Linked DNA regions of Mus musculus: all the other regions are linked to region 1. The links are chromatin loops, found by intact Hi-C in ENCODE. Cell type or tissue: left cerebral cortex. All regions are shown on one strand. Links, peaks and the distances in the headings refer to the core of each region. The heading gives the core; the rest is flanking DNA.

Region 1 (8,283 bases), core at 1,149-6,148:
TAGGTGAATACAGACACACACACACACACACACACACACACACACACGCACACACACACACACAGAGACACACACACAGACACACAGACACACACACAGACACACACACACACACACACACACACACACACACACACACACACACACACACACAAGCCAAGGCTTGTGAAGGACAAAGGAATCTCTTGCATATCCTGTTAATTAGAAAAAAAAAAAAAACAGCCTATCCTAGCACAAGACAGTCATGCAATGATAAATGTTATCAACCTGAATAATGCCTCTTTATGAGAATGTAACTCTGTATTGTTATCAAGGCATTCCACACACATTAATCTTATTAGACCTCTCACCAACTCTGTTGAACTCTGCAAAGAGGAAATTAAGTCTCCAGTAGATTAAACAATTCCTACAAGGTCAAATATAGAAAGAAATATACAGACATAAAAATGCATATTGTAATTTTTCCACCAAAAAAAATGACATTTCTTATACGCTATCGTGGTTGATGGGTCAAATACTTATGCTGCAAAATTATTCAGATGAGGAAAAAACTCATAATCTTGCATAATAGCAGAAAAGTATGAATTTTTTTTAATGTTTTTAAATGTAAATATGTCAAAGACTGCCATGAAGTTTTTGTATTTTAATGAATATACCCAACTCTGATCATTTTTGTTGGATCTGTAAAAGAATTAAAATTTTTAACTCTATTTGGAGAATTTTAAATCTGCTTAATTAAAATTCAAAATGAATGTTAATTATTAACTCTGTGTAAAGCAAGGTAACTCTCAGCTTCATGATGTTGCTTATTCAGAAACTGGTCCACAATGGGAGGGAAAAAAAAATGAACTGTATGATAGGGTCTTTAAGGGCAATGCTTATCTAAGCTATTCACCTCAGCTCCCCTTTGTCTTACATGGAGTTGAGTATTAGAACCCCTTCAAAATGTCTTCATCTAAGCATCTGTGTCTAAGCTTGGGATCAAAATAAGAAAGGAAACTATCTCAAAGTTTGTATTGACACCAGAGTCTTATGAAAGTAATACCCACAACCAGCTGGGTCTAAGAGTGACAGCAACATGTGAAGCTATTTCAAGACTAACGCTTATCTAATGTTTTCCACTTGGCCACGTGACCTGGGTGAACTCCAGTGAGCAGATTCATGAACCTTCATAGAAGCCACTACTGTTTTACTCCACACACAAGGGTGGTCATTGCTCTCTGTGAACTTCAGGACCTGCTAATTTTCAGTGGTCTTAACTCCAAAATCCTTCAGGTTCTCCAAAAGTTCATAGGAGGAATCCTTTAATCTGTATGAAAGCTGGGATTAAAAATAACTGAAATATAACAATACAACCAAAATGAACAATAGCACCTATGAACTGAGCTCAACAGAAGGCTTCTTCCAAGTTTCTTGAACATTGATCCAAAATCAGCAAGAGAAGTCTGAAGCATGAAGAGAAAGCAATGGTTTGTCCCTCCTGAGATTTATCTTGGGAATGCTTCCAAAAATGGCTGAAGTCTTTAACTGATAAGCTTCCAGAAAAAAAAAAGGGGGGGAGGGGGCTATGTCCTGATTAAACATCAGGAGAGTACCTGATCAGTGTTTGGGAATTGTGAATGAGGTCTTCGGACTTCCTCAATTACCCCGGGAAGATTTTCTTTTACCTTCTCTTATTGCAGTTTGAAAACAATGATGCTGCTTTGTTCAAGGGACCCAAGACACACAAGGCACTGCACACTTCTGCAGAAACACATCCCCCATTAAATTAAGTTAAAGGTGGTATTTGAAAAATAAATAAATAAGGGAGTTCCAATTCACTGCAAATGGTACAGGAGGCCAGTAAGAAGGAAGGCTGTGAGAGAAGGGCTTCTTTTAGAAAGATGTTTTACAGGACTTTTTCTGCGTCATTAACTCTCCTGGAATCCTGAACATAACATGATGAATTTCCCTAAAAAGTAGCTACTGTTTAATTTTGAAGCACTTCAAAGAACCACAGTAGAAGGAATCAAAGAAAACCAAAAGACCCAGTAGATGTGAAATTCGCCAAAGGGTAGAGGGAAAAAAAAAAAAAGGAAAGAAACATGTAAGTTCTAACAGATTTTGACCATGTACTCAAAATACCACTGATTATTTTGCTAATACAGTGTTTTACTGTTCCGTGCGACTGAAATAAGCCTCTGTATTCATCAGAGCACAGGATATTTTTATTACAATATTTGTGTCATAGCCCTTAAAAGAGGGAACATACTTAGACCATTGAAAAGAATCTGTGTCTGAAAATTGCCCGTGAGGTGTGCCTATATGTGTATTTGATAACAGGTATTTAATTGGAGTTTGATTTTTTTATTAGACTGAGTCACAACATATTGATAACACAACGTCTACCCTCAACATGTAGTTTCATAGAAAAAAAATATGATTTCATGAAATCAAATAAATTAGGGATGGAACAATAAGGAAGATACAATAATGTTTAATTTCAATAACAATGACTGGTCTTTAGAATGTCTTTTATGTAAAACCTGCCCAAGGGAGAATAAAGGCAACCTCCTAAAAAGCCCATATCTCAACTACCAGTACATCAAAAACATGTGGAAAATGTCAGATGATATCCACCCAAGATAGAAATGGAATAAATTTTGGCTTCAATTAATATTTCAAATAATCAACCAAAACTCAGATTTCTATTTGAAAAGCCCCAGAAGATAGAGATGGATAAGGAATCAAGTATTGAGAGCCTCCTTAAAAGGGTCATCTGTGTATAAATGCCCCTCACACTCTACCCTGCCCCTCATCAGCACCTAAGTTCACAGAAGCCAAGCTGAATTTAAAGATGCATGCACACAGTTACTAAGAAGTCTAGTTTCCACATAATATGTTCTGGGCCCGTCTCAAGTTTCCCCTATTATGTAAGCACTTAGGGGCAATAAAATTTCACAGACATGCAGCAGCGGTCTTAAGACAACAGTCACCTTGAGTGCACAATTCTTTCAGGCAGTTTACATTGCTTGGATTTAATTTATTTTGATCATATTGTCAGTGCTTTACAGAATAACCATTTAGTAGGACTGACTCGATTCACTGATAACATTTTATTACTGTTATTAAATATCATTAACCATCCTGAACTCTGTATTAGAAAAAAAATGGAATTAGAAAAAAATATGAAATATTCAGAAAGATCTATGGAGCTGGTAGGTCCCCAGGCACACATCATCTGTCTGCAGATCCTGATGAGAAGAAAGAAAAACAATGAGTGTTCACTTCTCACAGATAGAGGTCACTAATGGACTGAATTTGAATCAGTGTGGCAGAAACCACAAAGTTATTAAAGCAATCCAGTGGAAAGAAATGAACTTGAATTAAAATTAAAGATACCAAAAGGTGATTAGCCAGAAAGAACGCATGACCCAAACAGAAAGAAAGCTCTTCACCTTGACTTACTGGAATGTTCTAAAGAGAGAGCCAAGGTCTCTGAGCACCAGTCTCTGAGCACCAGTCTCTGGAGCACCCTCACTCTTTCCTTGCATGCATTTATTTAGAACCCTGGGCACTGCTGATCCTAGGAGCAAACATTCGTCCTTAGAAAAGTGTAGCACTGAAGGCTCAAACTAGATGAGATGCTCCAGCGGGGCCTCTACAGAATAAGACTTCTGGATGTGGCCATCCTTAAAACCACAGCCTCACACTGGGGAACTGAATCACCGATTTAGGAAGGTTGGTTTAAATCCTAAGTCAAGCTATCTAGCAGGCCAGAATAAAGGTAAAGGACATCAGAGGAGGTTCAAATGAGAACCATGCGTTCACACTCAGATATGATCACTTCAACCCAGACCCTGCACACAGAAAGAAACGGGACAGACTCCTCTAAGGACTCCAGAGAAGGCCAGCATGACATCTTTTGGAACCTAATTTATTTTCCTGAAAGCAACCCCAGAGAACTTGCAGTGAAACCTCCTAAGTATTAAGATATGGGCCCCTTTACAAAACAAAACAACAACACGAACAAAATGAAAAAAAAACTAGCATTCCTTCTGTGCAAGGTATGTAATCGTGTTCTATAATAGCATATGAGGTTCTGCTAGAGCACAGCGGGTCCAGTTCTCTGTACAGTTCCATGGCCCTACTATCAGACACATAGGATAGCGATTGAAATCACATCTCTCAACGTCTGTCCTTCTGCCACAGATATTTACAACTTCACATGAGCGTGGGGCGCCGCACTGTCAACAGTCATTAGTAAAGACCCTGAAACGGTTAGATCCTATCTTGCTTTGATTACTTCTCAGGCTTCACAAAAAAATACAGATGAGGAGAGAAAAGTTGTCCACATTCAGCGGCAATAACACACCATAAGAATGGGCAACTTTTCTGGGTGTGCACATTCCCCAAAGATGAATTCTCCTCTAATATGGTGGCCAGCCGGCTACATGCATCTGGCAAATATCCTTGCAGATAAGACACAATCCAGTTCTAACATTTCAGATCCCTTCCTAGAATTTTATATTCATTCAGCAACAATCACACAGTGCTTGTATAAATGCCAACCCTGCATTCTATTTACCTTAGAATGTTTGGGGGGAGGGGGTGGATACTTCTTGGCAGATTTAATAAGGTCATGCCAGGTAGAACTAAGACAGAATCCCACTCCGGTATGGAAGGCATCCTTCATATTAGCTTTGGGCTGGGGGGAGTTAGACATAATAAATTTAGCAATAATCCTGTAAGCTAGTGGACATGCTCTAAGGGTCCTGGAACCCGGCGTGATTAAGTAGACTCCCGGCTGAATGGGGGAGCAATGGCTCCCATTTAGAAGAGGTTTTGCACAGCAGACACAGCATGTAAAGAAATCTGATCAGCACTTTGCACTCCTGTAGGAGCATTTACAGGGATTTGCGCCTTGCGCTTGCTTGATTAGTTTACTGTTAGCTTTATAGGAGATTCCCTCTATTAGAACTAATCAGAAGCTCTCAGAGAGATGATTTTCATTCAGGGAAAGTACTAAGAGTTTCCAGGAGAATTAATAGTGATCATCATAATAAAGATGAGAGCAGGGCCCCAAGAGATGTGTCAAAACTCTATAGGGCCTTACGGGGGAGTGGGGGGTGATGGTAGTGCTGAATCCGCTTTGCCCTGGGAGTGAGCAGTAGCTATTTTATTAGCTGAAAACCATAGGGCTGCTGTTCAGAATGTGTGAGCCTCTTCCCTCTGGTACCCTAGCCTCCTTGCACACATGAGGCCATTCTCACTTCCCCCACATCACTGAGCATCAGGCCAAAAGGGGGGAAGGGGCTGCTGTCTACAACATCAGTAACCTCAGGCAGCACTATGGACATATCCAGATCCCCTCTCCCCCTACTCATTCCGCTACCATACTCACACAGAGTAATTTTAAACTACCAATGGCTAGCACGTTTTATTTTGCCCTTCAGTGAAAATGTGAATTTTATCGTTCATGCTTTCATGACACAAGAAGGTTAAAGAAAGTAGGGAAGACTCCGAGGATGTGGATGCAGGGAAAGACAATTTTCCACTTTGCTTCCCTTCTCCAAATCAGAGATCCAGGGAGAGCTCAGAGAAGCGGGCAAGGGGCAAGGTAGAGTGAGCTTCTTTTCCGAAATAAAACTGAGGGTTGGGGGGAGGATGGAGGTGACTGAAATCCGTCAAGCTCCTCTCTGGATTCAAGCGCAGTTAAAAGTCCCTGGCTACACATTCCAAATTTCCAAACTATACAAAATCAGACACCAGCTGGGGCCCACGGTTCTCCTGAACTCCTGGGGGAGAAGGGGGTCGACTCTCGCACAGCTGCCTATCTGGCAAGAAGAAACACCAAGACACCCACCTCCTCCCCCCCCCCACTTCCCCCACCCCCCCACCCCGCCGCCGCCGCCACACACTCACACTCCCACACCCAGCTAACAGGACTGTTCAACTGCCTGCGCTGGATACCCATCCCCGGGACCTTGAACTTGGCCTCGGTCTTACTTTGAGTCAAATGTAGCTAAAACTCTGCTCTCCGAGGAAAGGAAGCCCAGAGTGGGAGACACGGTTAAGGCTGCGCGTTTACCTGCTAAGGATTTTCAGGTCTCCTTCCAGCCCCGCTGGTAATTCCTCTCAGCACAGCGCCCTCCTCCCCAAGATCCAAACTTTTGCTAGGTCCTCCAGGTGGCGGCGGCGGTGGCTGGAACCGAGCTCGGTCTCCCGCTGCGTCGGAGCCCCGGGAGGCAAAGGCTGGAGCTTCAGAGCGGTGCGCGCCCCCCGGCAGCCTGCCGGCGCCCCAGCTCCCTGCTCGCCTCGCTTGCTGTCGCCTACGTCCCCTACGGAGCCGCGGCATCCTCTTCCCCCGTCCTCCGACACCTCCGCCTCCAGGGGTCGGGCATGCCACTTTCTCTAGGCTCGGTCTGCTGCCGCAGCTCCGGTCTTCCCTCCTCAGTCTCACCCTCTCCGCCTGGCGCCCCGACAAAAGTAGGGCGATCTAAGAGGGCGGTGAAGAGCGTCCGAGCGAGTCCCGGACTGCCGAGAGACCCAGGGCTACGCGGGTCGGTTTGGGGAACCAGCTCGGTCGCAGAGAAGGCGCGGACCACGCGCAGCCGGGCGTGCAGTTCGGGCTGCGCGGGGGCGGGCGCGCGGCTGACTCCAAGTGCAGCGTCTGCGGGGCGCGGGGCTGGAGGCTGCTCCAGCCACACTGCAGCCTTGATCCGACCGGGTCAGCTAATGTAGGCTGGGAGCGAGGTCTCCACCCCCACCCTCACCTGACACCCCCTCCCTCTTGGGAAATGTTTACTGTAATGAATTCGCGGAGTCGGCTGGGCTCCTCGGGCGCCCCTCCTCTCCCTCGGTCCCTCGTGTTCTGGCGCGCTCCCCTCTTGGAGCCCTCTTTCTCAGCTCCCCTCCTCCCCTCCCACCCTTGCGGAGTCCCTCCCACTTCTCTGGTTTAAAGAATGCTTGGGAGGAGCCGCAGCAACTCTAAGCTTTCCAAGAGAAGTCAGATGGGGCTTTTAACCCTGTCCTCCCTGGAGAGAGTTAAGTGCACCCCGCTTTGCCAGGGATGCCAACTTGACCCAGCGCTGCTCCTCTCCCTCTCTCTAAGCTTCCTCAAGCGTCCTCCCTACACACCCGGAGCTTCTCTGAAAGATGAAAAATCCTTTCTCTAGTCCTCTGGATGTATGTCTACACCAGAGGAGCTATTAGACTCAGAAATGATCGAAACGTAACATGAGAGGGTAAAAATATAGCAAGTCTCTCAAACCAAAATGGCGTTATTTCACTCGCCGGCAACATTGGGGATGTGCTGCACCCCCAGTCTATCAAAGGTCCACTCAGCAAGCTTTCTTCCATAAACTTTAACTGTAGAAATTAGAGTGTGGCATCATATTTAGACACATCTACTTTCCCCCATTACCCTGCCTGCTCCTGGAAAGAGAGATGTTCCGTAGATGAGTTGTCTCCATAAATTACAATAGACAACTGACAATGACCGCTTCAAAGACTAACCAGCTCTACAGTTAGGACGTCCAATTGATACAGCTTTCTCACTTGCGAGTCTCTTTGCAAAGGTTAAAGGGTAATCTAAGAAATGGGAGACATGACTCTTTATTTGATCCACCCCCACCCCCTTTTGGCAAGGGGATGGTGGCCTGGTTTGCTCCCCCATTCATTGCTGTCCCCGTGTCTCCAGCAAGTTGTGGTCCTGTTTTAACTAGTCTGGAGACCGGCGGAATACTAACAGAAGGGGGAGGGGGAGCAAGCCGTCGCCTAGCGTTAGGCTGTAGAGGCGCACCGTGGGTAGGGCCCCGGGAAAAGCGATTTACAACTTGAAAGCTGGCCTGGACCAACTCCCTAGAGATGTCCTCTGCTCCGGGGGCTGAGAACTTTGGCAGGGGCGTTGGCTATAACGCGCTGGAGATGGTTTCCGGAGGAACCCCCGAGCGAGACCGCACTCCTTGTCCTCAGTTCAAAGTCTGAGTCACTTGGCAGCACTTCCCCAATTGTTTTTATTTCCTTGCAGTGCTGTTGTGTCTGCTACCTTCATGGATTTGAGCTCTTAAACCCTGGTAAGGCGACTTGGAGAAACGCCCGATTTGTCTCCCAAGCCACACAGGGATCCACCCAAACCCGCCGCGACTCGGGCATTCTCTCACATTGGCACACACCACTGGGGTTCAAGAGAGCTTGCCACCCTTCCCCGTGCTTTATATATACAAAGGAGGCTAGAAAACACATAGACATACCCTCGTCTGTCTTTTCTCCAAACTCAAAGTGTAACCTACAAATAACCAG
Region 2 (8,283 bases), core at 1,486-6,485, 640 kb after region 1:
ATTTAACTCGTAGCCTGGAGTAGCTACTTCCTAAGTGTTCTTTGAAGTTTTGCATGGACAGGCATGCTAATTGGTTGGTTTCTAATGCATCTATCTTCAGCGTACATCAGCTCCAATTGCATTGTATATCAGCTAACAATAAAAAGTACCTTTGAGAACCTTTCAGGAATGTTTTGTAATATGACCTCATCATTGTTGTTGTCAGCAATATACATAATATAATTGAATAATAATTATGTAATTAAACACACCATGACGGGGTGGCAGGTATTTGGCTAAAATGTTGTTTGTGTAACTAATTGTGTCACCCAAAAATACTGCAAGAGTAAGGAAATACAAATACTGCTTAGAGGATTCTTTTGTTCTTTTTTAAAGAGAAGATTCAAACAAATTTACCAAAATAAAGTTGTGTATTTTCATCATAGGAACACAGAATTAGAGTTTGGTCGGTATAGTAAATATTTTACATTTGTTTAAGTTTAATTTATGTAAATAAATTTATGTCTCTTTGTCATTATTTTAAAGCACTTGTAGATGAATGATATCTATGAGAAGTCCAAAGATGTCCATATCCTACCCTATGGATCTGGTAAATATGTTGTGTCACATGGAAAGAGGGAGGTTACAGATAGAAATTTTGTTAAATACCATCAGTTGGAAATAATACCTTGAATTTATCCAGAAAAATTAAACTTAGCTCACGATTTCTTCCAAGCAAAGCATCTCTCAAGGCGATATGAACATGGAGGTGTGGTCAGAGAGATGCCAGTTTGATGCCAGAGGGACTAAGCTCTAGATAAAAAAAAAAATGTCCATCTCTAGGGAACAGGGAAATTCGAGTTACGATTTCCATGATGATCTTATTGAAGGAACATGGCCCTGCCAATGTTGGCTTTGATCTAGTGTGACTTAAACTGGAACAATTGTAAGTCCCAGTGTTCCTAATAATTTGTAATAGGAGCAAAACAAAATTACCATACTATCTTATTGTCTTTGGGCTTGATGGTTCCCTGGCTTCACATTCAAATATGCTTTGTATTTTATTCCTGACTATCATATTTTGGGTCTGTTTAAAAGTGAGCTACATTCATACCAGAGGCTTCTGTTATCCAAATGTATGTATTTGATACACTTCAGTAAAACCTCTCAATTCACTGCTTGAGCAAACTCCTGTCCTTCCACACAATAGAAATCATTGCTTGCAAAGCTCATGCCATTTACTTCAGTTGAAATCTGAATGATGCAAAGCATGAGTAACAACATAATAGGACCCTCATCTTGTAATCTGGATAGATGTGTGCCATGCTTTGGAAATCAAATATTGTTCCCCTTGACGTTTTGACAAGTAATTTCGACAACAATATACATTTGGCTAACTCATGAATGTAGTACTTCCCGTCCCCCGGATAGTGCGGGGTTCGCACTATACTAAGAATGACAACAATTATAGAACTGACGAGCATCTGCCAAGTGAACAGATGGCCTTTCAGTTTAGAGGAACAATGGCAAGGAAAGAAAAAGCAGAGGGGTGTGGTGAAGGAGATGGTAGGGTGGGATTTAGAAAAAATTATCCCTCAATCTTAAACAACACTGACCAAATGCATGTTATAGTTTGCTATGGAAAAGTATGAAGAACCAGGAGAAAACTGCTGTTTACTAATGACCCTCATGTGATTTGTAAATCTTGTTGACCATGCACATGAGAGCCACAAGAATAGACTTATGTAATTGTAACATTCTTAGATACAGAAACAGCTAATTTAAGTGTAATCAATGGGAGGTTGAAGAGAGGTGACACTTTTTCCTTAAATAATCTCTGTGTGCATCTCTTTAAAAGAAATATATTTTATTTTGCGGGACAACAAGCAAAAATAATGAGAATTAGAACTCTACCCCTATGAATCTTAAAACATTTGTATAGATACTCTTTGTAAGAACAATGAGGTAACCGTCCTTGCTGACCATTTTGAGTAATTCTATTTTGATTGAGGGAGAAAACATGCCAAGTCCTGAAATGTGGGTACCTCCTTGCAAAGATCGCAGCTGCAGGGGTAGTGTGTATGTATGCTTGAATTGGCATGTACATTTTCATCCATATAAAGAAGGACCTACATTCTTGCTGTGAGGAATATATGTGACAATTGATTTATGTATGTTAGAATTTATAACTTCACAAAATATCCTCACACATTAAGAATCTCTGTGCATAAGCAATTTGTATGCATAGAAAATTGAAACTGACTTTTGGGTTATATTGAGTTTACAATCTGTACTATGATCCTTGCCTTATCAAAACAGCTCTTCAAGCCCTGCAGATATTTCATTTCTGTACTTGGTAGAATAAACAAGTGTATGCGTGTGTTCATATATGTATTTATTTTTACATATATGGGTGTGCACATGTCTGTGCATGTATGTGGGCATGAGTGTAGAGGTCCAGGGTGGTGTCAGGTACCTTTTTTGATTTTTCTTTCTATACTAAGACAAAAATCACTTTCTGAGTGAGCCTCACAAATTTAGCTAGTCTACCTAGCAAAACATCTCTGCTGATATACTGTCTCTCTCTCAGTGCCCTGGGATTATAGCTATGCTGCCAGGCCTACCAGTTATTTTTCATGGCTGTTGGTAATCTGAATATAGTTTCCCGGGATTTGATGACATTATGTACTGATTCATCCTCCATTGTATTGTATTGACAACACTTTTTACACCCAAATATCAATTTAGATGCCAAAAGATCAAATAATAATGACAGCTATTTCTTAGGCAAAGTATTTAATTTTTAATTTTTTTTCTTTCACTGAAGTCCCTCAAGAGACTTGAGACCCCGTGGGGTGAAAAGGCCTGGCAAGTGGTGGGAGGAATGGGAGCATCCTCTTTGAGACAGAGGTAGGGGGTTTAGGGGGTTGGAGAGAGAAGGAATGAAATGAGGAACTGTGGAAGGGCAGACCCAGACAGAGTAATGACTGGACTGTAAAAAATAAAAGTAATACAATTTTTTTCTTATATATCACCTTGTATAATATTCAATTAAAAATTGTTATCTAGATATGGGTTGCTATTTTTGCACCTTGTAAAGATGATAACATGTTCAAGGCCACAAAATTAATAATTGGGAAGTTATTGTTGAAGGCCACGTTTACATGATTCTATTTTCCTTAGGAACTGTCTTCAAATAAGAATGGTAATCCGAGGCAGTGATACTACACAAACAGTAAGATTTCAGTGACTGAGCACAGTCATCGGTTGTGAGGATGATAAGCTGGCGTTAAGTCTGAAGAGACATTCTATCTCAGAAGATGACACATAGAAACAAATGCCTTTGTTATAAAAGCTATGTTGTATTTATGTTGGACCTTATTAAGGTTCTGCCTCCAGAGGGAGAAAGACTACATGAAAGAACACCTACGGGATGTATTTATATCCCACCCCCACACTTATGATTGGATCAACACATTTCTGCTTTTACATCTTTACATAAAATGCAAGAATGTGGGTGCTAAAGGGAGGCTGGGTTTGCAGTGTAGCTGTTTGGTCAAAGATAAGCAGAGATTATATTGGATATCTAGGCATCTCTTTAATACATTCCTTACTGAATCTTATTGATATATTTGTGAATGGCAAGACATCTTCAGCCTGAATCTCCAGGGATTTGTTCAGAGGCTTTAGACTTTTGCCTCAGCCTCATCTGACCTACTCTAAGGGTTTGCAATAATCTTTTGTCCTATTCAACTCTGCCTGTAAAGATGGCTTGATTTGCTCATATGATTTAAAAGGTTCTTTATGAATCACGTGCTTACCTTTATATATTTATGTGTTCCAGATTTTTCTTTTTAATATTTACAAGTATTTATTATCATTATGTAGCCAGACTTTTGGCTTATGGACTCCCTTCTCTACCACCCTTCACCCTTCCAACCCTCCAATACTACATAGGAGAGAAAGAAGCCTAGAGGAGAAAGGAGGTGTGAATCTCATTAGACTACATCCAGCTGATTAGTGGTGTCAAGTTCCTTCCAGCAATGTTGATCCTGGTTATCAGATTATCTCCAACCAGCAATCAATAACCAGCAAGCAACAGCAGCAGCAGGAGCAGGGCAGCAGCAAGCCCAAGCCTCCCTCGGATCTAGGATCTTCTACACTTTCAAGAGTCTCCAGAGTTCCAAATGCCATGCACTTACAAGAATTATCTGCAGTTGGAAGAATCACATGCCTGCTAGAGCACAAGGTAGATCATGGTTGGCTGCTGTGGACAATCTGAAGCAGCTCCATATCCTACAGTTGGGATTAAAACAAAACATATTTTTATAACATTCATCTATTTAAAGACATCAAAATTCTCAACACAGATTTATATAAGAACTTACTGTTTTATTTAATGAGCTCTCTCTCTCTCTCTCTCTCTCTCTCTCTCTCTCTCTCTCTTTCTCTCTCTCTGTTTTTGTGTGTGTGTGTGTGCACGCGAGCACACACACACACAAATATTGTACACACGTGCAGAGAACAAAAGGCAACTTGCAATAGTCAGTTCTCTACTTTTAACATATGAATCCCAGGAAACAAACTAAATTCATCATGTTTAGGAACAAATCCTTTCATTTTTCTGAGTCATCTTGTCATCTCCCTTTTTACTGACTTCTTTTGCAGGGGATACTTAATTACCTTTTGTGTTTAATTTTCATTTGTTCAATGAGAGGTGTGGAAAATTAACAAATAAATGACAAGTTACCTTATAGCCATCGAGTCCCTTATAGCTGTAGACTGTACCCCAATGAGCACAGTCAATTGGAAAAAGTATTTTTATATTTTTCTTGCTGCTTTATTCACGTATCTCTATATTTCACATCAAAACTGAGTTCTGGCTTTTGGGTGTGGGGCAATCAATTCTTCTTGCTACTCTTGTGGTTAGAATGAGAGAGCTTCCCCACAGTCTTGGGCATTTGCCATTTGGGGTGGTTTAGTATGACTTTGGTGAAGGAGGCATGCCCCTGTAGATAGGCTTTGTGGGTTTAAATCACTAAGTCACTTTAATTTCATTTCACTTTGTGCTTGAGTTCAAAGATGGGTGCTCTTAGCTGCTTTTCCTGCTTGCATGCCTTCTGCTTTCTTCCACAGTGGACAGATGCCCATCATGCTGGAACTGTAAGCCCAAGTAAACTTTTCTGCATTTATCATAGTGTCTTTTGTTTTGGTTTGTTTGTTTGTTTGTGTTTTGTTGTTGTCCCCAGAAAATAACAATCTCCTTTAACAATGGGTCTTGAGTATTTTTCTCCACTATCTTTGGCTCTTTAAATTCTATACAATCTATATTTTCTACACTCCTATGGTTCCAATGAGAAAACTCCACAATTGTTTTGGCTCTTTGAGTCTGTTCTATGACAAACAGTATTTTACTAAAATGTGAAAAATACATATTATTACAATTTCTGTGACAATTTTAGATTCAGATAAGGGCTAATAACTATATTAGAGGGAAAGAGATTCCACGTGACTGTTCTAAGAGAAGCTGAGAGCTCACACCTTCACACAAAGTGTGACACAGAGACTAGCAATGACTTAAAGGTTAACCTCTCAAGGCCCATGCCCAGCAACATCTTTCCTTCAGAAAGGACACTAACCTAAGGGCCTAAACATTCTCCAATAACACCGCTGTCTAGGCAGCAAGTGTTAACATGACTGGGATTCTGGGTTCTCTGATCTCTGTTATCCTACTGTACCTCAATGAACCCATCAACATTCTTGCTAATGTAAACTCTGAGAGAAACCTGGTGTCAAGAATACAGTATTTACATTTTGATTACATAGTCGTATTTATTTTTTGAATGTAAGACTTGCTTCTGTTAATAATTTAATGATTTTCATCTTTGTAACACTTTTCAAAATAACAATCCTCTTACTATATTCCCAGTTTTAAAGATAAGAAAATTGAGTCTTATAAAAAAATATGTATTTTCCAAACTATGTAACTGGTAAGCTTGTCTTTCATAAGTTGAGCCTAAATCTTGTATTTTCCTAATACAACCATTAGGAATTAGTTCCATGTGTCTTAACTGGCTTCACTCCTCTAATAATGTGATGCACTGTTTTGTGCTACTTTGAAGTCTTATATGTATAATGGGACGTATGGAAAGGTATGTGAATCCCATAGTCCTTAGTATTTATTGACATTTTATTTCTTATAGCAGTGCATCTACACAGTCTGGTTTAGGGCTATTTCCTAATAAATTTACACTTCAATTTCTTCCCGAGATAGAAAAGCAAGGGTCTGTAGATGACTTACAATTTCTTCTTCCACTCATCCATTAATTTGCTGACTTATAATTTTCCCTTATTCCATAAACTTGCATTCTGTAAGCACTATGGCTGCACCAGAATAATGTGGCACAACTATTACTGTGATGAATGCCACAGTATTTCAAAGGCTAGACATAGAAATAGCTTGTTAGAGTCGGTGTAGTAGTGTCACTTCATATACATGCATAGTTTGTTTTAACAACACGAAATTGAGATACATTCTGTAGTTTTTGTGTTAGGAAGATTATAATTATTTTACAAATGGCTAAACATACTTTTATAGATTCTGTAGAATTTCATCACATAATATTTGGGAATAAATCAAATATACCCTGATCAAAAATAAAAAATGGCCAAGTATTTTGGATACTATTGAAAATATTTGTATTGGTTACTTTTGTATTGCTATGATAAAATGCCATGCCCAAAGCAACTTATAGAAGGGAGGGTTTATATGTGCCTATAGTTCAAGAGCACTAAAAAACAAACAAATGAACAAACAAACAAACAAAAAACAAAAACAAAAAAACATTTCTGAAGACCTGAGAGTTCACATATTGAAATTTTGTTCAACATTTTGCAGAAAAAAAAAAAAAACTTTTCAGGAGAGAGAGAAATGACAGAGTGGGGCATGGCACTGAACTTTGAATCTGCACATTTTCTTCAGCAAACTCATACCTCCTATACATACCCAGACAATGCCTCCAGCTGAAGACCAAACATTCAAATGCCCAAGGCATTTATCATTTAAACCACCAGAGAAGTTCAAATTTATAAATATAAATTTTACAGGTACTGTTAAATAGTCAGTCATTAGAAAAATCAGAAGCTTATGTAAATTTTTGGTTCCCATATTATGAAACCCAGAATAATTCTTACACACCAAGCAACACTTAAAACTGACTAAATTACTTTGTGGGTAAAAGGAAAAGCATGGAACCAGGGATCACAAAAGAGCAGTAGAAACAAAGTGCAGAGGCTAAATCTTAGAACCTTGACTATTTAGGACTGAAATCAATAAGCTAAATTAGTAAACAGATCCAAAAGCATGAGGCAATGAGACAAGCCAAATTGGATGTTTTAAAATTGAGAATGAGATGTGGTGATGAGAGAGGTTGGGATGGGATTGATAGTCTGTCGTTTTTAACTTGAGGCATTTGTGGATTAATCATCTTGGAAAACTATATTGAGTCTGAATAGGAATACACAAAAAGAAATGGAATTAAAGAATACATGAAGAATTGAAATTGAATTGAGCATCGTGGAAGACAGTAGAAGTTATCAAACTAGATAATGTAGATATGAAAACTCAACAGAAAACTGGACAAAGACTCCACTGGAGCTGACCTAATAAATTTAATTAATCTAACAATGTCAAAGGGAAAAAAGCATAATGTAATGAATCATGAACTTCCAAAACTAATTTTCAAAAACGCATGTATCTTCAACTTCCTTTATAGTATTAGTATCAAGTGTAAAATATCTTATACAGTATCCCATGCATTTGTCTCTATAATTGTCTCTTACCCTAAATACTTTTCTTTGTGGTAGAGCTTCTGTGAATTCAGTATGTTTATGTTTCAAATCTGAGCTCTCCTGATATACTCAGGAGAACGCATAAATATTTCAGACACACGAGGAGGAACTTCCATTTAGTACAACAAAAGACACTATAAAATAAGAATCTGATGCAAAGAGAATCCAGAAGTAGAAACAAGAGGCATAGTGGTTCATCCTCACATAGAAATGGATGTGACTTATTTTCTGAAGTACGGAAGTGATTAAGGCTTTTTAGAATGTGACTGAAATTTAGTGAAAAATTGGATGGCCTTTGACATGTCTTCTTCTGCTATTTGTCTATGAAAATACCCTTTAAATTTTTTCCTCAATTCTCAGTTTTCCCATTTTTTTAAGCTGTACCCTGTAAACCCAGGAACTCTGAATTGTACTAATTTGTCTTTGTCACTGGACGTGAAGTTATCCGGCTTT
Region 3 (8,283 bases), core at 1,397-6,396, 1.4 Mb before region 1:
TCTGTTTATAAAAGGGCACATTTAAGCCACTCTGTAAGGCATTACAGAAATATTTTCTTATATTCAAACTATCTTTCTCTTACTATCTTGACGGTATAGCAAAATAAATCAAGACTTGAAGAAAGGCAGCTAATTTTATTAATTATTTTTTCTCATTTCTTTAGGATGGCTAGTTCACTACATCCAAAATGCAATGTTCCTCTATTCTGCCCTTGTTCATGATTTGATTGATTGACTGATAATCACTTGCCACATTTGAATGGAGAAGAAGTGCATCAAAATGGAACACACATGTATATTCTCTTGATGATGTGTTCAAGTCTTATTTAACTACGATCGCTTTATAGATTGATGCATTTTGATAAATATATTCATTTAAACCTGTTCCACACTGGAAGACTTTATTAAAACCTGGATATTAGATTGATACAAACAAGGATCCCAGAGTGAAATATGAACCATGAAGAAGCTCATTCAGAAGAGAGGAATGATATAGAAACTTATATTTCCAATGTGCGTAGGGAGAAGCTCTATAAAGCTCTGGGTTCAGCGTATGCATCTGACATAGTACATAACAATTATGCAAGATTTGCATTAGATTCATAAGTACAAAATGATAACAAGTGCAGAATCATTTCTTACTTCAAAGGGAAAGTCAAACCCCACTCTGTCCCCAAAGCAAACTCTGCATCATGCCTGTGTTAGCTCACTCACAATGAGATTGTCTGCTTTTTACCACTTTGGTATCTTCTTTTAATTGTTATCATTCCCAAAATACAGTTTCCATGTTATATAATTTCCTTTAAAACAGTCTCAAGTCAAATGGGGGAAGAAGATGCACTGTTTTCAAAGACAAAACAAAGGCATCATCATTAAGCTGTCTATTTCATCTCAGTATTTACATGTTGCCTGAAAATCCACACAGGCAACACCTCTGGTTTTACTCCTCACTGTGTCATATTTAATAATGTGAACTATAAAGACGTAGTTCTATAAAGATTTATCATGGTTATTCTAGAGATTCTTAATGCAAAGCATAATTTGCTGGTTTTAACTCCTGTCAGCAATTTTAAATTATCTTATAGACATTTCCTTAATCATGTCTCAGAGGGACTAATTTTCATATTGTCTACCTAAGACTCTCCATTTTTTATTATTGACCTCCCAGAAACAACAGTATTTCTAGATATAGGTATTATAAAGATATATATGATTATATATATGTACATGTATACATATATATACATATATATATACATATGTATATATATATATTTGATACAGAATACACACACACACACGTGTGTGTGTGTGTGTGTGTGTGTGTGTCTGATTCAGATTTATCACAAGGAAAAATGGGATAAGATAATCTTGGTCTCCTCCATTCCTATACTTCAAGAATACTATCTACTCATTTTTTTGAAGAATTCAAAGTTACTGGATCAGTGTGGTGCACATCTTTAATCCTTGCACTCAGAGACAGAGCAAGTAGATGACCTCTGAGTTCAAGACTAGCCTGGTCTACAAAGGGAGTTCAGGCCAACTGCAGCTACACAGGAACTGTGGGGATGGAGTCTAGACAGAATACCAACAGTTTATTATTATTATTATTATTATTATTATTATTATTATTATATCACTATTACTGCTACTACTACTGCTACTACTACTACTACTACTACTACTACTACTACTACTACTATTTATTCCATCCTTGGGGAAGCAGGTCAGAAGAGTCACAAAGTGTGTACATATGAGTGGGGTTACTATATTACTATATTCAGTGTTTTCTTTGGGCCACAGAGTAATATCTCAGCATATTCATTAGTATGAATTCTGTCTCCTCTAAAATTCAAGAATACCATCTACTCATTTTGGTTTGTTTTAGCATACATAAAATTTGAGAAAGAACTTGCAATAGTACTTAGCATGCAAACAGAAATATTTTTTTTTAAATATTTTTAAAACTGGCTTTAAATAGTTGCTATCATGTCAGGAGTAGATTTCTATTAACGTAAGCACCAGGCACATTTGTGTGTAAATTTTCCAAAAAGAAAACTTGACAATTAGGTATGTACTCTCCATTTTGGTCCAAGAAATCATTTATTTCACTGGGGATATCTCATAACTGAAAATACTTGTTTTGTTTGATTGATACCATGGTTTATTCTAATGATAGAAATACATTACCTTTCTTAAAGATTAAAATGTTTTTTTATTTTCTAAAATTTGGATTTTTCTCATAAAGTGATATATGTCTGTCTATGGGCAGCTGTTTGAAAACAAGAATCTGACCTGTGGGAATCTTAGGAAGATGATGATGCATATATATTATTGTTATTGCTATTGTTGTTGATCCTAAAAAGAGGAAGAGCTATATGACTATGCTCTAGCAAGGTGTGGAAGAAGGGGATGCCCCAGCGGACCCATGCTGAGGCATCACTTCCTGCTGAGGGACCTGACATCCATTGGTATAGTATATAATAGAGTTTATTTAGGACAGGGGGAGGGGGCTTAAGAGGGTAGCAGAGGCAGAGAGAATGAGAGAGTAGAGAAATGGGGGCCAGCCATGACCACGTGAAGAGAGGGGTGAAGGAATGGGGAGAGAGTGGGCAAGATGCAAGAGAGAGGAAAGAGCCTAAGAGAGAGCTGAGGGGCCAAGCAGCTCTTTTTAATACTGGGCCAAGCCTACCTGATTATTGCCAGGTAACTGTGGGGAGGAGCATACATGGCTGCTTCCAGGAACTGTGGAACTGTGGGGGTGCAATATATTATTATTATTATTATTATTATTATTATTATTATTATCATCATCATCATCATCATCATCATCATCATCATCATCATTATTTATTCCAATGTTGATGAAGCAGGTCAGAAGAGTCACAAACGGTGTACATATGAGCGGGGTTACTATATTACTATATGGTGATTCAATGTTTTCTTTGGGCCACAGAGTAATATCCCAACATATTCATTAGTATGAATTCTGTCTCCTCTAAAGAGCCATTTTGTTTTTCACAGCCAGGAAAACAGAGAGAAAAATGAAGATATTAAACATGGAACATCAATTTCTAAGCTGCCAAGGGCTCACTCTCTTGTTACTAAATCTGCTCAAGGTTTAGTAAACCCAGATGCTTGCACCAGGATGATGCTTGGGTTTATGGATTTTAAAATCCAGATTGTTCGTAATTAAGATGAATAAATTACTTCCCCATGTTACTAAATTACTTATAATGAACATATGCAATATCATTGATGCCATGTTTTTATTAAACCATTTTATTTATTTACTCTCCAAATGTTGCCCCTTTTTCTGGTCCCCATTCCAAGAGTTCTTCACCCTATCCCCCTTCCCCTTTGCTTTTGAGAGGGTGCTCTGCCAACCTCCTACCCACCTCCACCTCAGCCCTGCCAGCATCCCCTTCCCTTGGGCATCAAGTCTCTACAGGTTTACGTGCACCCTTTCCCACCAAGGCCAGAAAAGGCAGCCCTCTGCTGAATATGTGCCTATGGCTTAGTCTCTGAGAGCTCTGAGGAGTCCTGGTTAGTTGATACTACTGTTATTCCTATGGGGTTGCAATACTGTTCAGCTCCTTCAATTCTTTTCCTAACCATTCCATAAGGGTCATGTGTGCCATTTCAGTAAGTCCTCCAATTGAGTCCCACTGATTAAAATGATTCAAGCAGTTTATGCAACTAGAGGTGACAGTTTGAGTTTTATAAAACATCTGCATTCCACCTTCCACTTTAGTTAGTAGATAAACAAGAGACCCACAGATTTTATTCCCCAGTAATTTGCCACTAGGGGGCAGCAGGTGTTTATTTAATCTAAAGTGAAAGAAAAGTGTTTTAAGCTATTAAAGTTTTTGTTAGTAACTAATAGAAGTGTTGTAATCTTTTGTCCTTTATGCATCTGACTCTGGATTAGTTTAGAAAATTATTATCAAAATAGTACATCAAGAAGTCATGAGAGGACTTGAGAGAACTTGAACTTTTACAAGAAAATTGTGAAGGAAGCATTTAAGTCTACTCAGTGGTTTAAGCCTTCCCAAGATATGCCCAAAAATCTTCATTTTAATTGCGTGCCTTATTCATGCTAAGACAACAACCATAGCTTTGGATCTATCAACTCCACATTTCCATACAAACTAAGGAATACATTGTATTCATAATTTTCAAATTACGTAGACCCCACTGAAGAGAAAGAGTTGATGTCTGAACCTAAAGCTGGTAATTGATATAGACCTTCCTCAGAAGAAAATTGAATAAATCTAAGTCTTAGGCAATACCCTGCCATCTTATAGATAAATATCTTACTGTTTCTCCTCCTGACTGTTCCAAAAGTCTTCCTTCCTCTCACACTTGTACTATATGAAAGTATCGTTATTATTGTTCTAGACTTACAATTTGTCTCCCTGTCATTGCAACCTCCCTTGTGTTGATCAAATCCCCCTATAGTTAGCATTAGTGTAACATAATCGGATGGTATTATGTAACTCTTTAATATATCTTGCAAGCCTTCTTTCTCTGAGTTTTACTTACTTATATTCCTTCATTAGTGATATTATAATGACCAATGGCTTTTTAAATAACAGATCAATTCCTTTGGGACTTTCTGGATCGTGAGCTGTACAGCTTCACTACTCAGGTTTCATATCCATTCAATGCTGCATAGGCAGCTGAAAGAGAACAGATCCAAATCTCTTGATAACCTAAGCTTCCCCACCTACATCCTCCATATTTATAAATCACAGCATCCCGACTCTCATTCATGCTACATGTATACTTCTCATTGGCTGAAGATACATTGTATTTAGCATTAATTCCTGTCAATTTTGTTCCACAGACTCTTTCCAGGATAATCTACTTCTATCCCATTATCATTGACATGACTAATTTCAGTCATATTTTCTTATGCATGGTGACAATAGCCTCCTAACTCACCTTTGCTTTCAATCTTGGTCCTCTTAGATCAGTCACAAAAAAGAGAAGTATTTTAAGAGTGAAACCATACCATTATTTGTCTAGTGTCTTCCTACTTTGCAAATTAGAACCTATCACATTCATTTTTTTTCTTCCTTTAGAAGTCGGCTGACCATGGAGCTCAATTTCAACACAATAAAAGGCTACTATCCTGCTGTTTTAAGGTTCCAAGCACTACACAGTCTTAAATATTTCTGCTTCTGTGAACTTTCAGCCTTGAGACTTCATTGTGAAAGCTGGCCTTGATGCTAGACAGATGTGCAATAATCCTACAGGGAAATGAGATGCCCATGCCTCCTGGAGAGACTGAATAGACAGAGGAAATAACATAACCATGAAGCTAATTCCTGTTCTCAGCAGCCTAGGCTGCTGGATTCAGGCTCATGATTCCCTGCACAGTACTACAGAAAGAAGGTCACAGCTCAATCCAGATACGATTACTGATTATGACAAATATAACGGATTTTGTTTTAAGCCATTAAATATTGTTTGTGATAATATAATAGGTAATGAAATAGTAATCGTGAATAATAATCATTCATTACCATTCATTAGCCCTATATATGATCACATATATATGTACATAGATATAAATATATATGTATAAATATGTCTTTCTTTGTATACGAATAAATTCTTACTTCTTTTTGTTTGTTTCAATATACCATAAGATAACAAGCTGGCAAACTATGTCTTTTGACCTTTGTGTTTCTAATACAGTACTAAATAAATGAATCAGTCACTCTTGCAAAGTTATTTTGGACTACCTTGATTCCTGACAAAATGATTTTGTCCTGTCCCTCAGAAATCTGTACATCATCAGACAGTTTTTTAGGCAAGATTGCAAGGTTTTCTTGTTCTTCTATTTCTGGACTCAAGAATACACAGAAAGAGAAGAAAAGACCCAACAACCCCCAATAAAACCAAAACAGACAGGTAAACATACCACCAACAAAACATTTAAAAACAACAGCAAAAACAAAAACTAAAAGCAAAACAAGAAGAACAGAAACAGCATGCTCGTTCAATGAATCCTTTTAATGTGTGGGCTTGAAATGTTCATTAAATAAAATCTACTATGCAACATTTAATATAAAAAAATCAACATAGTCCCCCTCTATAAAGTGAATATTCACTGTCCATTCTTCAGGGCATATTTCATGGCACATTTTCAAGATTGTGATATACCAAGAGACATTAGAGGAGATTTACTGAGGTGTTTTCAATTCTGATTTGATAAACAAGGAATAAAAAGAAAAGGTATGTGAGCAGTATTGGCCCCTTTCTATTCAATTCACCCTGCTTATAGGTATTTTCAAGAGAAGTTCTGCTGATAGAAATTTGTTTAGGACTAAAAGGCAGATCTGATTTGAAGGAGTTCTTTAAAGTAGAGACAATTGGGACCCTGGACAAGAGTTCAATTAGCAATGCACTTGATTTATGATGACTGAGTCTGAGCACTTAGAGATAAAAGCATGCTTGATGGGGATGGGGAGATAAACTTTTATAATCCCAGTGCTGGGGGATTAGGTTGATCATTGGGGCGTACTGGCCAAACAGCCTAGCCCAGTGAGAGCCACAGTGACATCCCCAGTTTCAATCACCATATTTGGGGCTCCTGAAGTACATTAGCTGAAGTTGACCTCTGGCCTCTCCCTATACAAACATGTACAGAAAATCATAAGCACACTTATTTGCACTCAGCTCCACCCCCCCACACACACAAGTTAAATATAAAAGCAAATGAGTAAATGAATGAAGTGGAGACATTGAAGCTAACACGAGAGCACCAACTGATGCTAGTATTTAACAAACTATTATACCAACCAGCTTGAAATACATGGTGTGTGACTTGTTCAGCGCTGAGATTAGTGGCTGAATCTGTTTCCTTTAATGTTTATAATAAAGATTTAAGAAGTCCTTAACTGTGGGCCAAGGACATAAAAGGGAAAACAAAAACTAGGACAGACTTTGAATTGTCATATCCAGAAATAGCCATAGGCATTGTCAAAAGATATGTGCGAATAATGAGCAATTAGAGTTTAGAAAAAAATAGAACAAATATTCACTACAAGGTTTCTTTTATTAACATTTCCACTTAGCTGTAGCTGTTAAAATTGTCCTTTATAGTTTCCAGAAGATACAAAGCCCAGAAAATATCTACTTTAATGTAATATATTATTTTATTTAACTCAAAAGAAATAGATTTCATCCTAAAAAAAATTGGGAAATACTTGGTAAAGGCATTAAGAAGTGAGCATTAAACTAAATGAGAGAGAGGAAATACATGTGATTCTCTTCATTAACTATATGCAAAATAAGCTTCTCTATCCAAGGCTGCGGACAGTACAAAGCTCCTAGTACAAATGCAGAATTTATTTTGACAACGTGGCCATTTATCTTGTTTCTCCCACCAGAGAGCTCATGACCTCTCCAGCATTTTTTTTCTCCAGGCTTACAGTACCAAGCATCCATTCTCTCTAATACAGCAAGCAGGTATCAGATTGGTTATCCCCATAACAGGCATGCCACTATTTAACCAGTGGATGCATCCTGCCAGTCCCATTGATATTGTAGCATCCAGGACTTAACACTGGGTAAGATCACTGACTTGGTTTTTTTTTTTTTTTTTTTTTTTTCATTCTGTGTGCCTTTAGAGTCTCCATTTTTTCCTGTTTTGCTCTTATAAAACCTTTCCTCCTCTGTGTGTGTGTGTGTGTGTGTGTGTGTGTGTTTTGCCCCTCATCTCCCCAGAATATTCCAAGTTATTTTTCACTGATATTGTTCTTAATTACCAGTTCCTTTGGATTATTGTTACAGTGCTCTCTGACAAGGGCAATTCTGCCATTGCTTTCATCTACAACTTTATTTTTCTTCAGAGTTCTTTAAAATTGAGTTTAGTTATGTGATCAACAACATTATTATTCTTATTTTGCTAATAGAATGACATCTTCAACAATACAGTCCATTGTCATTTCAATGTACATCCCTATTGTCATAAAATAATCACATATCAGATATTTTTGTTTGCTCAATGAATAGCTAAATCACAGACTTTATGAAAAACTAGAAAAGGTAAACTTTTGTTAGTGAACTATTTTGAAAAAAATGCATTCATTAACTTAAAATTATTCAAGAAATTTGGATGCCATGTACTTAAAATCTCAACAAAAGAGAAGTGGTGGCAGAGAAATCAATAGTTCCAGGTCATATAAGGAAGCAAAGAAGACACAATTGTTCATGCTACTGTGGAAGGAGCAATGATAAAAGGGCCTTGACCCCAGCCAGACAAAAACA
Region 4 (8,283 bases), core at 1,757-6,756, 610 kb before region 1:
CATCTAAAGAGATGATCATGTTGTTTTTATCTTTGAGTTGGTTTATATAACAGATTATGTAGATGGATTTCCATATATTTAAACTGTCAAGTAACTCCACGTAAAACCAGAGACAGTGAAACTTATAGAGGACAAAGTGGGGAAAGCCTCAAAGATATGGGCACAGGGTAAAAATTTCTGAATAGAACAGCAATGGCTTGTGCTGTAAGATCTAGAATTGACAAATGGAACCTCATAAAATTGCAAAGCTTCTATAAGGCAAAAGACACCGTCTATAAGACAAAAAGACCACCAACAGATTAGGAAAGGATCTTTACCTATCATAATTCATATAGGGGACTAATATCAAATATATAAAGAACTCAAGAAGGTGGACTCCAGAAAATAAAATAACCCCATTTAAAAATGGGGCTCAGAGCTAAACAAATAATTCTCACCTGAGGAATAACGAATGGCTGAGAAGCACCTGAAAAAATGTGCCTTAATCATCAGGGAAAAGCAAATCAAAACAACCCTGAGATTCCACTTCACACCAGTCAGAATGGCTAAGATCAAAAATTCAGGTGATAGCAGATGCTGGCGAGGATGTGGAGAAAGAGGAACACTCCTCTTTGTTGGTGGAATTACAAGCTTGTACAACCACTCTGGAAATCAGTCTGGCGGTTCCTCAGAAATTTGGACACAGTAGGACCGGGGGATCCTGCAATACTTCTCCTGAGCATATATCCAGAAGATGTTCCAACTGGTAAGAAAGAGAGATGCTCCACTATGTTCATAGAAGCCTTATTTATAATAGCCAGAAGCTGGGAAGAACCCAGATGCCCCTCAACAGAGGAATGGATACAGAAAATGTGGTACATTTACACAATGGAGTACTACTCAGCTATTAAAAAGAATGAATTTATGAAATTCCTAGGCAAATGGATGGACCTGGAGGGCATCATCCTGAGTGAGGTAACCCAATCACAAAAGAACTCATGCAATATGTACTCACTGATAAGTGGATATTAGCCCAGAAACTTAGAATACCCAAGATATAAGAAACAATTTGCAGAACACATGAAACTCAAGAAGAATGAAGACCAAAGTGTGAACACTTTGCCCCTTCTTAGAATTGGGAGCAAAGCACCCATGGAAGGGGTTACAGAGACAATGTTTGGAGCTGAGACAAAAGGATGGAGCATCTAGAGACTGCCATACCCAGGGATCCATCCCATAATCAGCCTCTAAACCCTGACACCATTGCATACACTAGCAAGATTTTGCTGAAAGGACCCAGATATAGCTATCTCTTGTGAGGCTTTGCCGGGTCCTAGTAAAAACAGAAGTGGATGCTCACAGTCAGCTTTTGGATGGATCTCAGGTCCCCTAATGTAGGAGCTAGAGAAAGTACCCAAGGAGCTAAAGGGGTCTGGAACCCTATATGTGGAACAACAATATGAACTTACCAGTACCCTCAAGAGCTTGTGTCTCTAGCTACATATGTATCAGAAGATGGCCTAATTGGCCATCATTGGAAAGAGAGGCCCATTGGTCTTGCAAACTTTAGATGCTTCAGTACAGGGGAACACCAGGGCCAAGAATTGGGAGTGGGTGGGTAGGGAAGTAGGTGGGAGGGTATGGGGGACTTTTGGAATAGCTTTGGAAATGTAAATGAGGAAAATACCCAATAAAAAAGTTAATAAAAATACATAAATAAAAGAGGCACAAACTACAATCGAGTATTTAATAACTTCATGTTTTCTAAACATATAATTTGAACTTTCTTGGCTCACACCTTTTAGGTGTAAATCTGTCTAAAGTTGAATCAGTAAACAAAAGTGCAATGTTTAACTAAACATGTACAAATTGGTCTTTGTCTCATGAATATCAATTGCTTTGTATCTCTATTTGAAATTTATGACCTGATATTTCTCAAAAGTTTCAAGAAGGTGTTTTGTTGTTGTTGTTGTTGTTTGTTCTCTTTGTTTTGTTTTTTTGTTTTTGTTTCTAGGTATTGTTTCTAGGTGTTTCTTTCAACTATAAATATTTGGAAAGTTTTTCACAGAACAATTTCAAACTTACTAGAAAATCAACCCTGTTTTCTAACATTAGACTCAAAGGGGATAAAAACATATATTATTGATGCACAAATAGAGTTTCAGTGAGTAGAATATGGATCATTAAAAACATTCAAAATACCATGAACTGTTTGGTAAATTAAAAACATGGTCAATGGAAATAAATGTTGGAATCTATTTGGCTGGACAGCCTTACCACAGACCACTGTGGTCAAAGATGATCAACTTTATTCAATTATCCCTGAAGCAACTTGATTCTAAAGCATGAAATCAAGAATCCTGAAGTGCAATCAGCAAATGCTTCCAGACAGTTTTTAGACATTGCGTGTCTGCTAGAGGAGTGGTTGCTCTATTTCTTTCCAGAAACAGCTCTCTTTGGAAATTTAATTTTATGTTTTAAATGAAATAGAATCACATCACTTGCTCATTCTCTTTTCTCCTTCAATCCACCCCCAGCTACCTTACCTTGAACCCCTACCATGCTCCACCAAAGGTCTCTTTTACTTTGACTATATTTGGGTTCTCTCTCTCTCTTTCTCTCTCTCTTCCCGTGTGTGTGTGTGTGTGTGTGTGTGTGTGTGTGTGTGTGTGTGAGAGAGAGAGAGAGAGAGAGAGAGAGAGAGAGAGAGAGAGAGAGAGAGAGAGATTGTATGCATGTGTGTATGCATGTGTGAAAGAAACAGACATAGATATAGAGATACACAGAGAGAGAGAAAGAGAAAGAGAAAGAGAAAGAGAAAGAGAAAGAGAAAGAGAAAGAGAAAGAGAAAAAGAGAAAGAGAAATTTTATATAAATAGTTCCCATTAATGCTATGTCTGTAGCCTGTGTGTGCCTTGTTTCAAGTTTGACCAGTCTCCCAAACAATATAGATTATAGCTGTAGCCTTTTTTGTTTCCCAGGTTATGTATGGGATTTACTACTGAAGATATCACACATTTATGAAATGTGATTGAGATGGTATAAGTTGAAACTGTTCCCAAATTATCTTTCTGTGTTTTAGCTTTCGTGGATCCAGAAAATACCAAGCAATCTCACAAAGAAAGGATGTAATTAGACATATCCACCTACCTACCACACCTATAAACCAGGAAAACTATTATCGTGACAAGGTATGCATAAAGTTTATGGAGGAGGACTTGTGTCAAAGGGAAATGAAAACAGGAGAAAACAGGAGGGAAATCATGCCTGGTACTAGAAAGTTAGCTGTGATTTCTAGGGACTAGTGACACTATGGAACTTAGAAGAGATGCCACAATTACAACTTTGCTAGGATAGTGTACTTCTTCACTATATTCTAAGCCTTATATACAATGACAAATGGAGCTACAGCTGCTCACCAGAGAAGTCTCTCCTTACAGAAAATGGAAACCAGCAGTGTCTCCATACTCTTTTCAGCGTCTGTGAATTTCTCTTTTTTCTCTTTTATGTCTCTATTAATACTGCACTAAACTTCACTATCAGAGACATTGCCTGATAGTCTGAAATGTTTAAACACTCCCCAAACATTTCATATTTTTATAAGTATAAGGATAAAGGATGATGTTTTAGGAATAAAATGTAATAAGATTGTTTTATCCTCCAATAGTCTCAAGATGTATTTGCATAGAGTCAAGTTCAATGTCATCTTATTAATAAACCACAGCACTTCGTTGTGTTATATATAGAACCTACTAATCAATTAATAAGAATTTGTTATAAGCTCATCTGTATCTATGATATATTATGTTTCTTTGGATAATAATGTAATTTAACGTATCTATTTAATTTATTCTTTGAGATGAGGTGCTGTTCTCTACTTGGTGATCATGTACATACAGAGCCCTGTTTAGAAAGGTTGTGGATGACTGGGATTCCTAGAGTCTTCACGATTCTTAGCGTTCAATAGCGACTGTGTGCACGTTTGGTGCGTTTTTAACACTTGAATTGTTAAATACAGAAGAAAAGCATTATTCTGGAAAAGCTTGTCTGAAGTTTATGAGCGTGTCCACAAACTTCCTATTTTGATGTCCTTACTGGCCTCCAGAAAACCGGAATGCAAGTAACAAAGATAATAATTGCAAAAATTCATATTTAAATCAGATCAGTCCAACATATAAAGCTTTAGGTTTATTGGTTGCTCACCAGTGGCTTTTGACACCATAATAACTATATTTAAGAGTCAGAGACCTAATTAAAAATAGAGAAAGATATGTGTGTGTGTATGTATATGTATATATATATAAATATATATATATATATATATATATATATATATATGTGTGTGTGTGTGTATATGTATGTGTATATATATATATATGTATATATATATAACAGAAAGATGATAGACAGAAAAGTAAACATAAATAAAACATTTGGTATAAACTACAAATTAAGAATTCACATTGCAATTTGCATATATACATACATAATCACAAATGAATATGAAAACGCGTAAAATTGGCATTTATTTACACTGCAAAGTCAATTCTTAATGCCACATATGGTGTATTGGTAGGGAGGTTATGTCTCACTGTCAGTACAAAGCAAGGATAGCAAAGATATCTTCATTGTCCAAATGAATTCTGACACAATAGATTCAATGATATTTATGACTATGCAAACTACCCTAATAAAATTTTGTTTTTTGACAATACCCACCAGGGGGCGCTGGCGCACAGACACTGGACTGCAATGGACACTGGCTATCTAGCCCATTAAGTCAGTAATAACAACTCTCTTTGCAGGATTTTATTGTACAGTGATGACCCTGGAAAAAATAAAAAATTGTAAGCCATTTAAAATTTACTTCTTTAGATGAAAAGACTCTGTCTTCTTAAGTAAATTTGAATGAAAACATGTATTTTTCAAATTCTTGCTAACATCATTTATTGTGGCATGAACTAAAGAGCTTTCCTTGGGTTCATGATAAATATCTCAAAACAAAGAGGAGTGTTTGCTAAGGTATTGAAAATATATACTCAAATCACAATTGCCCCCCATATTGGGACCTGAATGAGCTATGTTCTTGTTAGTAATTAACTGTTTGTAACAATATAAGTAAGTAAGGTAACTATTTTTATTGAATTTCACTTAATCTGTAATCAAATAATTGCCAATGTCAAAAAGTAGTCAACTCAGAAAGTACATTTATTAAGTTAGATTTATTGAAAATTTAATCTCAATATGATGCAAATGTTATTTGTAAGAAGAACATTTGATATTGGAAGTATGGCACAAGTTTACAATCTTCAATAGAAACTGCCTCTTTCCTCTGCTACAAAGGATCATTTAATCCTGGAACACAGACCATTTTCTGACATTCTCCTATTTAAGAGTGTATGCTCCTTGGTTCTTGCATCTTTCATCACAATATTTCCAAAGTTGGGAATATGTTCCTCATTTTAAAGTCTTCCCAAAATATAGACCAGAGGATGCCATTAGATAATTGTACTATCTTCCTAAATGATGACCTTCCTTTCTTGAAAATGTATGAGAATAGAAGAAGCACTATATACGTTACCATCATCATTTATTTAGAAGAAAATGTGAACGGCGTTTTTGAGAGAATATTGTTTCCTTCCATAATGCTAGTCTCAAATAGGTATGGATAAAATTTCCATTCAGAAGTTTATTACTGATTAGCTTAATGACTCAAAGTCTTTTCTCTAGGTACCTCATGGTCTATCATTTTTCACCAAAAAGCTTATTGATATGTGTGTGTATACATACATATATGTATGTGTACGTGTATGATGTGTGCTATTACAATGGTTTATATACCACTAAGAGTCTGAAGCTTAGGGATCTAGACATTAATTTGTGAAAAGAGGAAAATGTGCATTCACACCATACGGATACTTCAAAATCTTATGAATATTCCTGAATTCTTCATTTTTCCCATGTCTCACACAAACTATTCATTGCTATTCTCGTAGGCAGTTTTTGTGTTTGTTGACATGCAGTCAATTCGCACACCATTCAACCTATATAGTATTTGCTAATAATATATTGTCAGGTAATAGAGGATATGGAAATAAAATGAATGCCTCCAGCTATTGGCTCTCCCGTCTTTTGTACCACACGTTTGTGTAAATATCTTCTAACCTCCCAGCCTGTCTTATTCAAACTTTGCATTAGTTTATACAATCGTATTGTCATCGACTGATGACATTCACGACCACACTTGCAATCTTGTATAGCTTCTCTACTCCTGGTGAGTGCTCCATTGGCTCCTGTTTTACTTGGTAAGTCAATAGCATTCAACAGAATCTACTTTCTAGTTCACAAAATACTAAGTTTATTCACCTTGTTCCCTAGAGCCTAAAGTCATTTCTCTTGCCTTATGAGCTACTCTTTCACAATTTCTTTATATATTATCACCTTTATCTGCTTTAAATCAGGAATCCCCAAAGACTGAGGCTGGAATCATATCTTCCCTGTGTGTCTACCCAGGAATCATCCCCAAATGAAATATCAAGAAACAGGAAGCTCCTAGTTAACTAAACTAATGTTTACTACTGCCTAAACCCTGACATTGCTAACTTTTTAATGTGGTCTCAATATTTGAGGAGAGACATATTATAGCATATGTGTGGTAGTATTCATTGATCACACTTTTCTATAAAAATAACTTCCAAATTGAAGCTGCATTTTATCAAATTGGAATTTCCCTTTTTTCCACATATGTTCTCAATATGCCTCTATGGTCACTAGGGTATTTGCAATTACATCTACATACAAGACAAGTTCAGGTGAGAACAGTAAAGTCAACATATTGTAACTTTGTGCTTGTATGAATTTGCTTTATATATCAAAGCATGAAAACAGCACTATTGTTAAGAACGATCTTCTTCATGACCGCTATGAAATTTTCTCTTACATATACCTCAAAGCAATTACAGTCTATTGAATAAAGACTGAAAGTGTGTCCTACTATGTGCCTAATCTGATGATGAGAACTGAATAGCTAACAATGTTAAAGACATGTGATATGAAAAGTCAGTGGAGAAAGATGGCGGTGAAGCTGGCTGGTTGGAAACGCTTGTCCATATCGTCCCAAACATTCCCTTCTGCTTTTCCCATGTGTGTTTTAGTTAATTATTACTACTGCTTATCTTGTGTTTTGTTTTGTTTTGTTTTCTGCACACTTGTTTGAACCAGAAAGTGCATTAATTTGGTTTTACAGACTTTTTATTGTTGAGGCCTGCCAGCGACCCACATGTCCGGGTTCGAGCCTGGAAAGTATCTTGGAATCTGGAAGAAAAGAGGGAAACTAGGCGGCGCAAGAAAGGATGGAGCTAAGACAAGGGTCCTGATCAAAGCTCAATTTTACTATTCAGAGACACGGGGTTATGAAGAAGGGGGAGGGGCCCATTCCCGCCAAATCATTCTTGGAGTACAGTTGCAGGTGACCACGTGTTGGCTCCAGAACAGCTAGGCAGCAGGTAGTAGCAGTGGGAGTGGCAGAAAAATAGGGTGGCAGGCTCCACCCCGATGCTCTGCTGGTGCTAACAGTCAAAACTGATCAGCCAGATTTCAGGCTGAGGAGGTGGGTGGGGGAGGTTATATTTATTTTTATTTTAAGTTTGTGTCTGGTGTGGGTATGAACAGGTGAGTATATGTGCCTTCTGAATCCAGAAGGGAGTGTCAAATGCCCTGAAGCTAGAGGTACACAGGCAGATGTGAGCCCTACAACTTGGATGCTAAGAACTGAATTTGAGTCCTTTCCAAGAGCTTTTCACCACTCTTAAACGCTTCTCCTTTCTTCTGTCCCTCCCAGGATATTCCTCTTCCTCTTCTTCTTCATCTTCTTTCTCCTTCCCTCCTTCTCACAGATCTTAGCTGTGTATACCAATTTCCTTATATTTTTCTGTAGTTCTTGTTTTTCGCTAAACTGGTCAAATATAAATAGATATCTAATTGATGTCCTGCAAGTTTCACTCTTCATCCTATCCTCATCAAAATGTCAAGTGTTTTTTGTCTCAGAATAATCACTGATAAAGGGAAGTAAGCCTAGTCTTCCATAAAGACTAAGACACATTCCTAGCTAAACTGTACAGATTACTAACCCATAAACAGGTGATGTAGACTAATAGACTGAATGCATGCATTTACTCGAATTGGATCATGGCATCCTCTTTTCACAGAAGAGAGAAACAATGAGTGTGTGGAGTCACCAAATAACATTTGTGATGAAGGTAAACACAAGTCATGATAAAGAACAAGGGAAAGAACAGATCAGAA

The links. Peaks named below come from ENCODE experiments on the same cell type or tissue, not always from the same donor. Only the 100,000 strongest peaks of a DNase experiment are listed, where the experiment ranks them.
Region 2: a loop joins it to region 1, with 3 times the contacts of the local background. A loop is called at or near these places in 2 of 42 quality-filtered maps.
Region 3: a loop joins it to region 1, with 6 times the contacts of the local background. A loop is called at or near these places in 3 of 42 quality-filtered maps.
Region 4: it touches region 1 in a loop (6-fold over the local background); 2 of 42 quality-filtered maps call a loop at or near these places.

Annotation. Positions count from the first base shown.
Region 1 is chr12:95,693,766-95,702,048 of GRCm38, reverse strand. The region is part of intron 1 of Flrt2 (fibronectin leucine rich transmembrane protein 2); the gene reads right to left. Among named protein-coding and RNA genes, the nearest start is that of Flrt2, 5.7 kb to the right of the region's middle. In left cerebral cortex, for the core only: CTCF peaks have their summits at 3,273 and 6,148 (motif pointing right); DNase peaks (open chromatin) are centred at 4,209, 4,343, 4,897, 5,206 and 4 more places; H3K4me3 peaks cover 3,854 bases; H3K27ac peaks cover 3,410 bases.
Region 2 is chr12:95,050,241-95,058,523 of GRCm38, reverse strand. No RefSeq gene overlaps it. Among named protein-coding and RNA genes, the nearest start is that of Gm26055, 320 kb to the left of the region's middle. In left cerebral cortex, for the core only: a CTCF peak has its summit at 3,402 (motif pointing right); DNase peaks (open chromatin) are centred at 2,050, 3,437 and 4,100.
Region 3 is chr12:97,125,995-97,134,277 of GRCm38, reverse strand. No RefSeq gene overlaps it. Among named protein-coding and RNA genes, the nearest start is that of Gm40552, 110 kb to the left of the region's middle. In left cerebral cortex, for the core only: a CTCF peak has its summit at 3,814 (motif pointing right); a DNase peak (open chromatin) is centred at 3,801.
Region 4 is chr12:96,307,777-96,316,059 of GRCm38, reverse strand. No RefSeq gene overlaps it. Among named protein-coding and RNA genes, the nearest start is that of Flrt2, 620 kb to the right of the region's middle. In left cerebral cortex, for the core only: a CTCF peak has its summit at 4,707 (motif pointing right); a DNase peak (open chromatin) is centred at 4,699.